2 separate regions of the Homo sapiens genome follow, and region 2 is linked to region 1. A link is an interaction called in ENCODE POLR2A ChIA-PET data of the cell type or tissue named here. Cell type or tissue: Panc1. All regions are shown on one strand. Each heading gives the region's core, and the rest is flanking DNA. Links, peaks and the distances in the headings are about the cores only.

Region 1 (7,569 bases), core at 1,576-6,575:
GTGAAGCAAGTAGAGTAAAATGTTAATTGTAGAACATGGGTGGTGGGTATATGGGTATCCACTATCAATTCTTTCACCTTTTATATATCTTTGAAACTGTCATAATAAAATGATGAGAGGAGTGAGAAAATGACATAAAGAAAGGAAAATGGAGATTACAAACCAAAGAAAATAAATTGTGGACCAAACAGTGTTTAAAAATAAATAACATAATTAAAATCAGCAAGAACAGTACAGATATAGCTGAAAATCGAATTACTGGCATAAAGGAAAGGCCTAGATAATCAAAAAGAAATAGATGAAAAAGACAAAGAAACCAGAAAAAAGAGAATTCAACACAAGGTAATTAGTGTCCCGGACATAGAGAAACCACAGAAGGCAGGGAAAAGGTATTGACTAGAAAGGAATTGAATGATACAATACAGCACTGTCTGAGAAGGAAGAACTGAATCCATAACACATAATATTCCAGAAGAAATAATCTCATTCAGTAAGTCCGACATCATGATATGTTCTAATTATGTAATTTAACTTAAATGAAAATGTAACAGTTTCTCAAGAATTCAGGTATGGAAAGCCTATGATCATCAAGAAAGGAGAGGGTCAGGCTGCCCTCAGGCCTAAGGCAACATTCCTCCTCCGAGACAATGGAGCAAGGATACCCCATTTAAAGGGAGAAGGAAATCAAGAGTACCACAGCCAGCCAAGGATCTGGTCTCATAGAAAGGCAACAAACAGACATTCTCAGACATGAAGGTAAGTACAAAACAGAAATTTTAAAAACTCAGTGAATACAGTGTCTTCTTGACAAAACTACTTGCCCATGAAACCAGCTAATTAAGAGATAAATGGAAATCGAGATTTCAGTAGTGGAGAAGGGGTGGTAAAATGGCCAGTAGTAACAATAGAATCTATTTAAACATAGAATTAATACCAAACTATTGTGTGAACTGTGAACATTTTATAACTCCTCAAAGAAGCGTGTAGGAGGTGTGAGGTGCTCAGTTCCTCATCTTTCACAGCAAGGGGGTGACTGAGAGTATCTGAAAGCGAAACAACGCATCTAGAAAAACATCATTACCCCAACCTCAATGTTCTCTCCACAGTCTCCTGTCTTAACCTTAGACCTTTTAGAAGAGAATGTATCTTGTGGTGAAAAGTTCAACCATTCATTCCACTTGCCTTTAGCTTCTTTTTCTTTTTTGAAATTTAAGAAAAATCAACTTCAAGTCTTTATGTTAAAAGTAACAAGCATCATTCATATGATTTGTTTTTCACAAATGGACTTCCACACATTATCTATCAATCTATCTATCTATTGATTGATTGATTGGTTGATTGGTTGATTGATGGAACGAGAGACTGAGAAAGAAGATAAGTAGAGAGGTAGATATAGATAAGTAATTAGATAGATAGATAGATAGATAGATAGATAGATAGATAGATGGATAGATAGATAGATAGATAGATGGAAGTCCATTCATGAATATTGACATATATGGAAAACTGCATGTGTGTATGTTTGTGTGTGTGTCTCCACAAACGGAGAGACAGAAAATAATATCTGTAATATTTTTACCTAATGGTAATAGTTGGAGTGATTTTTAAACCTAAACTTTCTTTTTCATACATTGTTGCACTGTTGAAAATTTTTAATTATTATTATATTTCTATTTATAAAAATCAACAAACTGATTTTTACTCTTTAAAATACATTAGGAAAACACTCAGCTCGGAGCTTCCTAGCAGCCAAAGAAGAAAGGAAACTACAATCAATGACAGTCTAACTATGCATGGTATCCACCAGATGAAACACAAACCAACCCAAGGAGAGCACAGCAGTTTCTCAGAGGAGACATGACTTTTCCAGGCCCTGAGGTCTGATGGAGGAGATGCTGACTGGTGTGGAGTGTGGCTTCCTCACCACCTGCCTTCAGTAATCCGGCAAAGGGTTGGATGCTGGTCCTTATTACACCACTCCAGGCTTTCCAAGAGCATGAGAGAATATGTGCTCATCTGTCCCAGCTAGGGGAAAGCACCAGGTGGCTATTACCTGTGGCCTCTGGCTAGCAAGCTGGACCCTTCTCTAAGACGTATTCCCACCAGCCAGTGATTTTCCATTGAGGTGGGATAGATTGTGGTGAGGCCACTTGAGGGAAGGGCCCATCTTTTCCCTTCCTCCTGCCCCTAATAACACACTCTAACCTCCAGTCATGAAAGCTGCCACACAGTTCTCATACTGATTGCTACCATTTCCTCTTAACTAGAAAATACTTCAAACTGTTGCCAATGCCTGATACCAGAAAGACCTTCCTCATCATCCAGGGGTCAGTTTACACACCACCTCCTCCAGGGAACCTTCCCTGAGCCCAGCAAGGAGAGGGATGGAATCAGGATCCCAGTGAAGGACTAAACTTAGAGAAGGAGGTGGAGGAGGAGGACCCTCCGAGGATGAGGGGATGACACTCAGACAAATTGAGGCACCTTGAGAGGAAAGTTGGAGGCCAGGAGCCCACATCTGTGGCCTGGCTCCTCTCAGTAAAGAAAAGGCAGGAACCCTCTTCCCAGAATGGCACAGTTAAAATGGTCCTCCAACCTTGAGACTGGAGAGAAATCACAGAGCTGAGGGAGAGCTGTTTGGGGGTTCTCCACAGGCTTCTAGACTTGGGGGAAGAGGAAATTAACACAGGCATCACACCTATGGAGTCCCATGGCAATTCCTGGGGCAGTAGGGTGGGGCGGGGCAGGAGGAGTGAGAATCTGAGCCTTAGTTCCCAATCTGTAAAATAGTGCAAATATCTCATGCCCAGCTACTCCACAGGAAGACTATGAAAGTCAAATGGGGTAAAGAATGAGCTTCATGTACAAACCATATAATGGTCCTAAAATATGAAGGCTAGAACTATTATTGCTCCTTGAACCTACAAATAAATATTGGGATAGATCCACAGATCCTTTGAGCTTCTTTTTAACAGCATTTTGGGAGCTTAAAGAGAGTTTTTATCATAAACTGGGGAACAAGAAATAGTACCTTTTTTTTTTTGGTTCTCTCATATGTCCACCTACAATAGATTGTACTTGAAGAGAAAATAATATACAATAAAGTAAAATCTACCAGCACCAGATGAACTGAAATAACTCAATTATAAGAGGCTAGCCCATGATATCATTTACAACTGCATGTCATTATTGTCATCCCAGGTAACTAGAAGTGAGACTCTTAAAAAGATGGCCTATAGGATATCCTATCTCTCTCTCTCTCTCTCTCTCTCTCTCTCTCTCTCTGTCCATTCCCTTTCATCTGGGCTTGTTCTTGTGACTTACTTTGACCAATGGGACATTAGCAATCATGACATAAGTAGTGTCTTTAAAATAATGATTGCACATTGAGAGATTTCTCCCTTGTTGCTCTTGGAACCCTGTAACTGCCATGAGGGCAAACCTGGGCTAGCATTTTGGAAGATGAGGGATCACATGGGAGAAGCCTCTATTATCTCAGTAATTTCAGATGATGCCATCATCACATGCCAGCCCCAGCCAACATACTACCTGACTGCAGAGACATGAGTAAGCCCAGCCAAGATCAGCCCAGCCCAGCAAAGACCAGAAGAACCACCCAGCTGAGCCCAGGCCAATTGCTAACCTACAGAATTTTTACCTAAATAAGCAATTTAAGCCATTAACACTGGGGCAGTTTGACATGCAGCAAAAGTTAACTCTATATTGTGGTATCCCAGAATGAGTCAGCAGACTGGGACCCTGTTCCTAACTCATTGTGTGACCTTTGGTAAGTCACTAAACCTTTCTGGTGCCTAGTTTCTTCCACTAAAAATGAGGAGATTAAATTAAATGATCATTAAAGGCCCCTTCTAGTTCTGTCTCATTCTGTGATACTAAATCTTATTAACAAAAATATCATGAATGTGGTAAAATTGTATGAACCAGCTGACGCATAGCACAGTATCTGGGGCTTTTTTTTTTTTTTTTTTTATGTGCCTAAATGTCAAGCTCTGAGATTTAGCTACCTGACGAGGGAGCACAAATATAAAATGCTTCGTCAGTTTTCTAATGGTGTTGTTGGATTCTGGGCTAAAATATGAAGTTGAAAAATGCTGACCAGAAAGAAACTGTAGCTTATGCTGGCATGTAAAGAAACGAAATTACTGTCAACATCTAAATCCAGAAAGAGCTTTCTGTTGGGATGTAAAGGCTTCAGAAAATGCAGGAGCAGAGCAGGGGCTAGGCCTTTCAGAAAAGAAATCCCCCAGATCTTAATGAGAAGAAAAACCTTAGTGAACCTCAAGAATTTGCTCAACTCCCATATTCAAACTTCTACCTATCTGGAAACTGATCCAACAACTTATTTTTCGAAAGTCAGTAAGAAGAAAAATTAAAACATGTGTAGCATATATATATTTTCTTTGTTTTCTTAAATGATCAAACTAGATCATAATGAACATCTAACTGCTCTCTGGAAGGAGCTGTAATTTCATGAAAGTGAAGGTGTACACTAGCCAAGAGAGTTGTTGCTTTTCTAACCCAGAATCAGTGCTAAGGAGGACCCAGAGACTGATGATGCTGGTGCATTCCACATTGCAGTGGCTGAGGTGAAGAGTTACTATTCCAGAAATGAGTCATTAACATGAGTCATTTCACAAACTGGGGTGTGGAAACCCCTGTGTTACTGCCTGAGAGCACACAAGCCTGACTCACTTGAAGGGTTTCTTTTTCTTTTTTTTTTTTTTTGAGGAGGTAGTATTTTTATATAAAAGTAAACCTGAGCACATCTTGAAATCAAATGCAAAATGTACATTAATTTTCCAATAAAACATCAAAGAAGTGTCCTCCTTCCAGCATGTGTCTTCAGGGGTACATGGCTACTCTCATCTGTCATGAGGGTTACTTGTGTGGCCAAGAGTGAGAGGCCCAGTATTAGGTAATCTCCAGGGGCTAAAATGTTCCCAAAGCAAGCCACTTTGAGTGACATTTTCCAAGTAAAGAAAATTACCCAAGACACTGCATTTCTTCTGAGAGATTGTCTGGAGCCACAATATTGGTTTATTATATACAGCTTCCTAGGCTTGTCTCTTAGAGACAGGCCTGAAGCCACCAAGCTCCCAAAACCATGCAAGGAACTTACACACATACACATTCCCCTCCCAGGTTGGAGCAGAGAGAATTCTGGAAGGGGCTCTCCCAGTGGAGGTCAGAAGTAGCAGCACTCTCTTCTCCCAGAGCTTCTGCTTAGCCTGAGTACCCTAACACAGATCCACAACTCACCCTCACTAGCCAAGCCCAGAGTAAAAACCCTAAAACTCTTCCCCTTGGGGGGCAATCATCTCTCCTTTGCTTTCACCTGAAGAGCAGTAGCTTGGCCCATACATTCCTTTTCCTAAACACTACCCTAGAACAATAAGGAAACAATTTCAACCAATCAGCCCAATGCTTGATCTTAAGGAGCCCAGATCACTGAAAACGGAATGATTCGATGAGCTGAGACCACTCTATCAAGGATCCTCTCCTCCCAGTTCCTCTTGAGCTTGCATATTTGTTCAGCAAACATTTGACCATGCCCTGACTCTAGGCTAGACCTGTTCTAGGCCCCTGTGGTTCAGAGGTCCCTCTCTGATGGAGCTGATGTCCAGGGAGGGAGATAACATTAAACAAGTAAATGCACAAATATTCGTACATAGGGAGGCCACATACTCTTGAGTATTTATTAGCCAAGTGTCCACATTCATGAGGTTTCATAGAGAAACAGAAATTAGCCTGAGAATTTCAAAAATATTCAGTGAACTAACCACTTGTAAGATCAGTGTCTACTCAAACAACATACATAATGTCAGCATCTATCACAGCCCAAAGAGCTGTCATCATTTCTGTTCCATCTCTCCTTGTTTTTTGTTTGTTTGTTTCTTTCTTTCTGTTATCTGACAGTATGATGCAATTGCAGTACAAACAAATTGAAAAAAAAAATTGAAGACTTTACCAAAGCTGTAGGATTTTATGATGTCTACGACAGTGATGCTAAAGAACAGCTTAAACCCCAGGCCAAGCCAATGATAGATGAAGCTCTGACAGTTAGATCACGTAACAACAGAGAGAGAGGGATTTGCCACGGATGATGAATTCATAGTCAAAACAGAATGGTTGGATCAAGTGGTTAAAGGAAGCCCTTGGGCAAATGCATAAAGACCTAGACCCTTTCTGCAATAAACAGCTTTCTTTATGTTTTTGTTTTAAAGAATTTTTTTTTAAAATTACAAAACAAGGGAGGCCATCTCATGCCATTATCCGATTTTGTCATAAAAATTATATTGCTTGAAATTATCAACATCTGATTCAACTTTTGTCCACTCTAAACTTCAGTGTGTGGTTGAAATTAGAATCTAAAATTGGGTAAGTATAAGATAAAAATAAATTTATGTTCATAATTTCTAATCTCCGTTTTCAAGAAAATCTTAATCAAATCTTCTTTAAATCCCATTTCCCATGAAATACTGGCTCCTATGTTAAGTGGGCTTGGTCTGAGGTGTCCTTTCAGGGAGGATCACCTCAGGATAACAAGGCCCTCTGTCATCACACTGGTATGAGTGCCATAAAGGAGAATCCAGAGGGCTATAAGACCCAAAGCGGGTTTAGCTGGTCTAGGAAAGTGACATCACAGCTGAGACTTGAAAGCACAGGAGCCTGGAGGTGAGAACATGCCCAAAAGGAGATGTGGCGACCGGCTGGCACAACAAACTAAAGGAAACCCAGCATGGCTGGAGGCAGAAGGAAGGAGGGCAGGACAGGAGACGAGGTTGAAGATACAGATAGGGTCCAGGATGTTGCTTTTTATCATACAAGCAAAGGTCATTTTTGCAAGCTTTTTGAGCAGGAAGGTAACAATTTGTGGGTACCTCATGGCAGATACTGTCCTACTTCTTGTCATTAGGAAAAGCCTTGCTGGACTTCTTATTTTTTCCTAGAACCAAAACCTTTTTTCAAAATCCCCAGGCCGGATGAAGACTTCCCAGTTTTAGGGCCTCACTTAGGGACATTATTTCACTGCATTATAAGACAATGATGAGAAGACATTGAGACCAAGGGACCCAGCTGGCATCTTAAAGCTAAGAGTCTCGGCTCCAAAACTTCCACTTCCAGCTGTGATGAGGCCCTGGGCTTATACTCTTTCACTTCCCACAACCAAAAACAGACAAGATATGAAAAACAGTTTTCAGACAGTGTGTAACAGGCAGCACAGGGCAGTGATCTTGGCAAGAAGGAAAGTAAATGAGGGAAACCTTACAACTGCCCAGCTGACTGCCTGGAGAACATTTCCTAAACAGCACAGAGTGGAGAAACCCAAACAGAGCTCGACATCTCCTTGGGTTAAAGAGACACACTTAAGAGTCTGGGGAGGCCATGAAGGCCAGACTGTGAATGGTAGAGCACCTGAAAGAAGAGAACAGCTCAGAATAGGAGCTGTGCAGAAACTGCTCCATGGAGCTTCTCCCAATGTGAGCATGTGAGAGAACTACTCAAGAAAAGGGAAAGAGAAAAAACAACAGCAGTAAGGACCAGGCA
Region 2 (7,569 bases), core at 1,096-6,095, 100 kb after region 1:
CACCTTCAGGACCCCCAGGTGCATCTTGGCCTTTGTGCCTGTGCTGGGAATGGAGACCTTACTTCTGTACTGTCTCTCGGGAATGGGAGGAGGGGCAGTAAGTGTGGGGTAGGGAGGAGGATGGCGAGGCTCGATGTGGAGATTGAACACTGGGTGGGAGATAGGGATCGGAAGGTGAGGTTTGACTTGGTGAGGAAGGTGGAATTTTGAGTGCTCTGTCTCGTCCCTCTCTCCCTGCCTTGCCAAAAACATTCTCTCAATCACACCACCCAGCGAAGCAGGAGGCTGGCTCCATACTGCCGGGTTGGTGTTTAGGGAGGGAAACCCAGAGTAAAAGGGGAGCTTTCTCCCCGGGGTTAGCGGCGGAGCCACGACTAATGAACTCGAAGCACGAAGAACGAGGAAGGGCGGGACGTGAGCGGAACCGAGCCACAAGGCCAGCGCCTGGGATGGGTACTTAGGAGAGGCAGGAAGGCGGGTCTGAAATCCTGAGGGTGTGGAGAGATGGGGAGGGCTCGGTCTGCAGGTGGAGGTGGGGGCAGGGGCGAAGCCTGGGGCGTTAGCAGCCGGGAGGACCAGGCTCCAGCACTTGGAGTCCAGCCTCCATGCGCGCATCTCCGCACGTGGGCGTGATCTTTGGCGCGCTCTGGCGCCCCCTCAGAGGAGTGCGACGCGCCTCTGCCCTACCCGGACCCCAGCTCTGGGCGCTGGCCCGCCGTCCGCTTCTGGCACCCCGACTCGCAGCTCCGGGGCCCTCCGGAGACTCCCAGCCGGGCAACAGACACTAATAAACAAAAGGCCAATTAGACGCTGGGGCGCGGCTGATGAATGGACCTTGCGCTTCCAAGCGTGGCGCCGCCTAGAGTTTTCTGGCGCACCGGGTCCTGCGGGAGAAGCCACCTCCCGGAGAGGGGTCACGGCTGGGGTCAGAGGGTTCTCAAAACTCCCACTTTCCTCTGGCTACGGGGCTGGCTGGGGCGAGAAAATCGGCGGTCGAGCGGAGGGCGCGGGCCGGAAGCTGCGGGCGAGGCGCGAGAGGCCCCACAAAGCAGCCCGGCTTTCGGGCGCGGTCCCCCGACGCTGGAGGCCGGCATCCTCTGCCGCCCCGCCGGCGGTTGCTTCTAGGCGGCGCCCCAGTAATTCCAGCGCTGATTGCTGGAATAATAAAGACTGGTCTAGAAAAATGCGCAGTTACACAAAACGGCTGTTGTTTGCCAAACTCCGGAGTTAGTGGGGCGCTGCTGGAACGACACCCCAGCCCAAGCCTCCTCACTAGACACACACGCCTCGATCCCAAGACACACAGATGTTGCCCTAGGGCTGGGCATGGACATCCATCACAGGGACCCCCATCCAAACACCGAGAAACGTCCCCGCAAGCCACACACACCGAGGCCACCCCCATCTTCTGAGATGTGCAACTCCAGACGAATTCGCAGATACACAGTGCAACCAGACCGCGGCACACACATTCAATAAACTGCATTTCCACACCGTCATAGGCACTCTGCAGCCTCACAACTGCACGTGCTGGCCCTAACTCAAAACAATCTAGACGCACAAGGACAGCTAGACATCTTGACCAAATCTACATAAGTAGCCCCAGCCTCTCCAGCCTTTAACTTATTCAAACAATTAGAACTGACACAAATTGACTAAAGTCCTAGCTGAGACACACAATTCTATTCCACAATCCACACAAATGCCATTATACCACAAACTAGTGCTCTCACCCTATACAAACACACAAGAACAGACCCTCACCCTGCCAGCCTTACACCGACTTGGACCAGCCCTAAAACCCCCACCACGGAGTGGGGCCCCGGGCCAGGCCTCCGAGCAGCCAGAGTCCCTCCCCAGCCGGCCTGCGCGTCCCAGACTTTGTTTCCTGCGACTCGAGGCGGGGACGGGGAGGAGCCGAGGTTTCCAAAGCCGAGCGCAGGCCGGAGCCCCCTTTCTGCCTGGCCCGCCTGGCGCGGCTCTCAGGCTGCCACAATCCGCCCCTCGCACAAAAGTGGCCCGGCAGGTTCCGGGCCGCAGCCAATGCGCCAGCTCCTGCTCGGCTTGCCTGCCAGGAGCAGAGCCAGAGGGAGCTTGGAGCACTGAACACCCAGAACGAGAGCCAGGAAGTTCGGAGGTCGAAGGCTTCTCTCACCCTAGGACTTTCTGGCGCCTCCGCGAGAAACGCACACGGAACCCATGTGTACTTCGCAGGAGAACGTAGCCGCGGCACACGCGCTTGGTAGATTCCGTTTGACCCTCTCAGGGCAGCGCAAACGGAGAACCCGTGCCTCTCCCGAACATGCGCTTGGCCAAGGGGTCCCACAGGGAAGGTCCACAAGTAATTAACAAGGAAACGGAACATGGATCAAACTTGTATCCTACATCCCCATTAGGGGTCCCAGGCAGGACCCAATGGCAACGTGCATACAGTTCTCCGTGTCCCAGAAGGAGCGCAGAATCTGACCCACGATGCCCATTGAGCCCTGCCCGGGAGCATCCAGGGCTGGCACCCATATAGCACGAAGGGGCACATAGACCTGCGGCTCATGGCTCCTACAACCCCCTGCTCAGCTCAGCACGCGCGCACTGCGAAGGGAACGCAGAGGCAGGGCACACGCGCACCCTGCCCCGCGCCCCACTCCCAGATAGTCATCGTGGGATGGCATCTCGCAAATATTTATATTCCTCAGCGCCACGGCAGCCCGCGTCCACATTAGACACTCTAATCCTGCCACTTTAAATAGATGAATTAATAAAGCAAACGAGCGGCTAATAAGCTGACTGTCCTGCCTTTTTGAGGCGGAGGAAGGACTCGAAAGTGCGCCAAATTTGTTTGCAGTGGATCAAGGCGAGCCGCCTCTGCTTCACTTTCTTTATCTTAATTCCGACTTGAAAAGATATAATTATCTAGTTTGAACAGAGCTGCTATCAAATCCTTCTTTGGGCCGGGAAGGGGGGCGTTGGAGTGGATTGCGGCTCTCTGAGCCGCTCCGTGCAGCCGGAGATAGCGCGTAATGAAGATGTGGAGGCCTGAGATACAAAGGGCATTAACCTCATTAGCATGAAACCTTTTCTTCTTACCATTGTGGGACCCTTTCAGCCGCCTAATCCCCCCTATTTTCAAAGCTTGGTTTGTAATAAAGCTTTTAGTTTTTTTTTCAAAGCTAATAGTATTCTGTGATGATTTTATTGCTGTTACACTACATAGGACATTTACCCAAAAAAAGAAAAATCTTCACCACCAGCCCCGTTTTCTTGTACTTAAAAAGTATAAAGTATATAATTTCGGCAGAAGTAAACCTTCTGTTAAGACGGAATTTTTTTTTTTTTCTGGACAGACCATCTGAATTTTAAGAATGTTTAAGAATGAGCTCGGTGTTTGAGGTATTCCGGGTTTTGGAAGGTGAGTGGAAGGAAAAGGTAATTTGTACTTGTTGAAGAGAAAGGGATGCTTTCCGGGAGCACTGACTGCAAAGCGCTTGAGACAGCTGGTGGTCACTGAGGGTCGTGCTGTCAAAGCGCCTGGAAGCCCCACGAGGGTTTCCAGGATACCCCGAGGCGCACCTGTCCCTGTGAGACGCAAGCCCGGGTCTCCTGAGGCCACCCCGTCTCCCTCCTCCCCCGGCAACTCCCGGCGGCGGTGTATCCCCTCACGGCACACACACCTTCCAAGAAGAGTCTGTGAAAATGCACTATGAGCAGCCAGGTTTCTACAGAGGGACAGAAATGGGGGGAAAGAGGGGAGGTGGAAGACAGGCAGAGATGGGGGAAAGGAGAAAGAGACGGAGAATGAATTCTGCTTTAGAGAAGAGGAGAAAAAAAAGAAAAAATTTCCATAGTGCCCTATAGTCCCCACACGTGCACGGAATGTCTAATCTTAACTTTTCAAGGCAAGATGTTAACAAAGCTTGTATTTTTGCCCTGCATTGTAACTTGGCCTTATCACAGTGTAAAGGGTGGGGAGATTGTCCTAAATTATGTCCAGGCAGCCCCCCTGGATCCGTGGATTAAGAGATTAAAGGAGACCACTGGGCAAGGCCTCCTCTTTCCCCTTCATATTCCTGGTATGATAATTGCTTAAACTGATTTGCACTTTCACAAAAGCTCGCAGGACGCTTTGTAGCTCGAACAGAACAGACGAGGTTTCTCTATCAATGGAAATAAAACTGATTAATGCAGCCTATCAGGATAAGAAGCAAATGAAGCATGCAAAAACAACCTCGTACCCCCAGAAGGGGGAAGGAGGGAGGGAAAAAAGCTAAGTTTCCTCCAAGTCTGATTACAACTTTTTCTTTAATGTTAAAATTAAGAGTTGAAGGTTTTTCAGAACACTTGCCTTATAAGGCTGCTGAGGCCCTTGGGCTTGGCCCATCACCTTCAGCAGATTGGGGCCAGGGAGAGGAGGAAAGAAAGGAAGGAAAAGTAAGACTTGTACTTTGGGGTTTGAAGTCAGAAAGTTTAGAAGTTGCAAGATTCTGCTACATGTTTTCCCCAATATTTTGGGAGAGTAGTCCTCAATGTGTAACTATATGTCCAGTTTTTTTTTAATAACCAGAGGTTAAGAGAAGTAAGCATTTTAACCTGAAGTTCAAACTAAACTCCCTCAGGAGGGCATACAATGGGCAAAGTCTGGTTGAAAAACTTTTCTCCCATCTCTTTTCTGAAGGACTTAAGTTTTCCTAATCTTCTCCCTTCTCCACCCTCATCTTTCTTTAAAATGCCTGAGAATCCATCAATCTGGCCCTTTTGTGGGTGAGGAGCCTGGGTTTCTTGAGCCTAGTTGGGGAAGGACCACACTCAAATTACTGAGATACATTTTTAAAGATCCACTTCAATTTCCCAAGACGACTACTCTGAGGGCATATTGATAAATCTTTATTGACAAAATATTGACATTGACATACTTCTTGGAAGTATATAGTGTGTTAGAATTCTAACAAATTAACACAAAACACAAAAATATTTACATTCTGGTATAGAAGACATTAAGGAAGCATTTGTCACTCTCTTTAGTAAGTCTATGATCTTGGAATAGAAACTCAGTGCTTGAAAACTTGCCGCCGTGCGCTTGGCCACACTTAACATCATCCCCGCTAACTACAGTCCTTCAGGTTTTGCAATAGATAGATTTAAAGTTTGGAATAGGCATTGCAGTGAATGGTTGAACTCGGCCAATTTCTCCAACCACTGAAAGGAGAAGTTTGCATCAGGGTTTTAAGCCTCAGGATGTTAGGAAAGGGAATGTCCAAGAAATATAATTAATTTAGGGGTTTTTTTCCCAGTACAAGTCCTGATTCTTTTTGTGGGCACCCTCCCCCGCCACCCCCAGCCCCCCCGTCGTCCTGCTCCCCGTTTCTCTGTAAGAGGACCACTATCGCTGAGCCTACTTCATTTAGCTTGCACAATCACTTTGACATCAGAAGGTATCAAAAAGTGTTTACAGACTGCACATTTCTTGGGAAAAAAAATCAAAATAAAAAGCACACAGAACCTGTCTTTAAAAGGAAAAGAAAATTACAATTCATTTTCGGTCTTTAAACACCATTCGCCCAACAACTGCTACATGCATTTCAAGGATTTGAAACAGGTGTGGGATGGGGCTAGATATGGAATTTTTGTTTTTTATTACTAATTATTTTTAAAGATGGGGGGGAAACACAGCGAAGTGCAAAAAACAAAAAAGTCCTGTGCCTGGTTGGGTCGTGGTTTTTATCATCATCATCATTTTTTAAGTGGACTGTGATAAACGGAATACCTGCCAATCATCTTGTCTCCCCGGTTTGGTGTTTGATTGACAGCTCCCCTTGTCAGAGTGCACGTTCAGCTTTCTCTCTCTCTCTCTCTCTCTCTCTTTCTCTCTCTTTCTCTCTCTCCCTCCCTCTTTCTCCTTCTCTCTGTGTCTCTCACTCAGCTGCCTCTTTAGACGAGGGTCGCTTGTTGATGAAGGAGCCTCCATCCTCTGCCATCTTGGCGCGGCCTCGGTTTGGGACCCTGTGCCCTCGCTGTCCAGAGTCTTCGCCGCATTCCGCTGCTCCCTCCGATTCCCTCTCCCTTTCTCGGTGAACGTGTATGCGGTTTGTTTTTGTTTTGTAGGGTTTTTTCCTTCTCCACCTCTCCCTGTCTCTTTTGCTCCATGTTGTCCGTTTCTGTGGGGTTAGGTTTATGTTTTTAATCATCTGAGGTCACGTCTATTTCCTCCGGACTCGCCTGCTTGGTGGCGATTCTCCACCGGTTAATATGGTGCGTCCCTTTTTTCTTTTGTTGCGAATCTGAGCCTTCTTCCTCCAGCTTCTGCCTTTTGAACTTTGTTCTTCGGTTCTGAAACCATACTTTTACCTGCGGGTGAGAGGCAGATGGGGTGCGTTAGTTCTTTCAGAGCACCCTTCTATCAAGTGCCTGATCCTTTCACCCAGCCCAGACTCCAGTTCCAGACTCAGCAAAGACCCAGCCCCCGAGATGCAAGTCCTAAGGTCCAGCCTCCCCAAGGCCTGCCCTCAGGGAGCAGGGCCGCTAGTGCGTGGTGGAACAGAAGCCCAGCTCCCTGCCCTTCTGAGGCTTCCTGAAGAGCCTTTCCCCAGGGCCCTGTGGCCCGGAGTGCACTGAGCCCCATCTCTCCTGGCCCTGCAGAGGGCATCTATATCCCGCTGAGAGCAAAGCCTTGCAAAGCATGGGAAGCCCCTACAAAAATAATAAGTGATTAAAAGAAAAAGAGACATGTCCCTAACTCCCTCCAGCAAGCGAGTGCAAGAGAGACCTCAGTCCGCCGCTGCTGCAGCTCCCCTCAGGGCCCAATGTGCTTTCTATTTTCTGCTGGTCTGGGCGGCGTTTCCTAAATATAGCGTCTCCTCTTCGTGGCGGGGGCCCTGGGTAGGCGATCAGGGTTTGCCTGAGCTGCATCCTCCGTGCGGGGGACTCTCACAGGTGAGCAGGAAGGGGATGGGGCTGGAGGAGGCCAGGAGGGACATGGAGTGTGTAGGCCTCCAGACCAACCCAGCTGTACCTTTATAGCTAGGAAAATGAGTTCAAAACTGAAAGCTTCTGAAAGACCGTGGGTTACACGGAAAGTAAGAGAAACTAAGAGAAGGGGAGGTGACAGCAAGCCCCCTCTTCCCTCCTTCTAAACAGCCCCGGAACAGGCTGCTGGTCACACAACCTCGGACCCCAGTCCCATCACTTCCCACCAGGGTGGGGCTGGAGGCCCGGCCTCACCAGAGCGGCTGTGAGAGGTCTCAGGAGCAATGAGGTGGGAGTCGGCTGCCATCCCACGGCCCCCTAGGAAAGCTGAGTCGTGGGTCCTCATTTAGCCACCAGACAGTAACACAGTCCAATCTTCACAGCAGTGGTGTACAGGTAAGGGAGATGGCAGTGACTGCACCTCTGATACCCTCCCCCCACAACTCCTATTCTATCTGGATAAGAGTACCCCACAGCCCAGTGCCAGTCCCTGGACCCCTGGGATCCATTCCATTCCCTCCTTTGAGGCCGCAGGCCGGTCCGTCTTGCTCTCCCGGAAAGCCACAGTCGCCCAAAGTGCTCCATGAAAAAAGCTGAGCGGGAACAAGGCTG

What was found. ChIA-PET counts read pairs that join two places held together with the same protein. Peaks named below come from ENCODE experiments on the same cell type or tissue, not always from the same donor. Only the 100,000 strongest peaks of a DNase experiment are listed, where the experiment ranks them.
Region 2: POLR2A ChIA-PET joins it to region 1 with 7 read pairs; 2 of 35 experiments call an interaction of 5 or more read pairs at or near these places.

The regions. Positions count from the first base shown.
Region 1 is chr10:117,650,391-117,657,959 of GRCh38, reverse strand. No RefSeq gene overlaps it. Among named protein-coding and RNA genes, the nearest start is that of LINC02674, 81 kb to the left of the region's middle. In Panc1, for the core only: no CTCF peak of the experiment used is centred there; a DNase peak (open chromatin) is centred at 4,619.
Region 2 is chr10:117,546,835-117,554,403 of GRCh38, reverse strand. EMX2 (empty spiracles homeobox 2) reads right to left here. Exons shown (of 3, transcript NM_004098.4): 3 at 4,858-6,339. The coding sequence ends at 6,172. Among named protein-coding and RNA genes, the nearest start is that of EMX2, 7.9 kb to the right of the region's middle. RefSeq lists enhancers at 1,721-2,512, 2,457-3,432, 3,371-4,715, 6,698-6,787, 7,330-7,569 and a silencer at 6,412-6,706. In Panc1, for the core only: no CTCF peak of the experiment used is centred there; no DNase peak of the experiment used is centred there; H3K27me3 peaks cover 4,073 bases.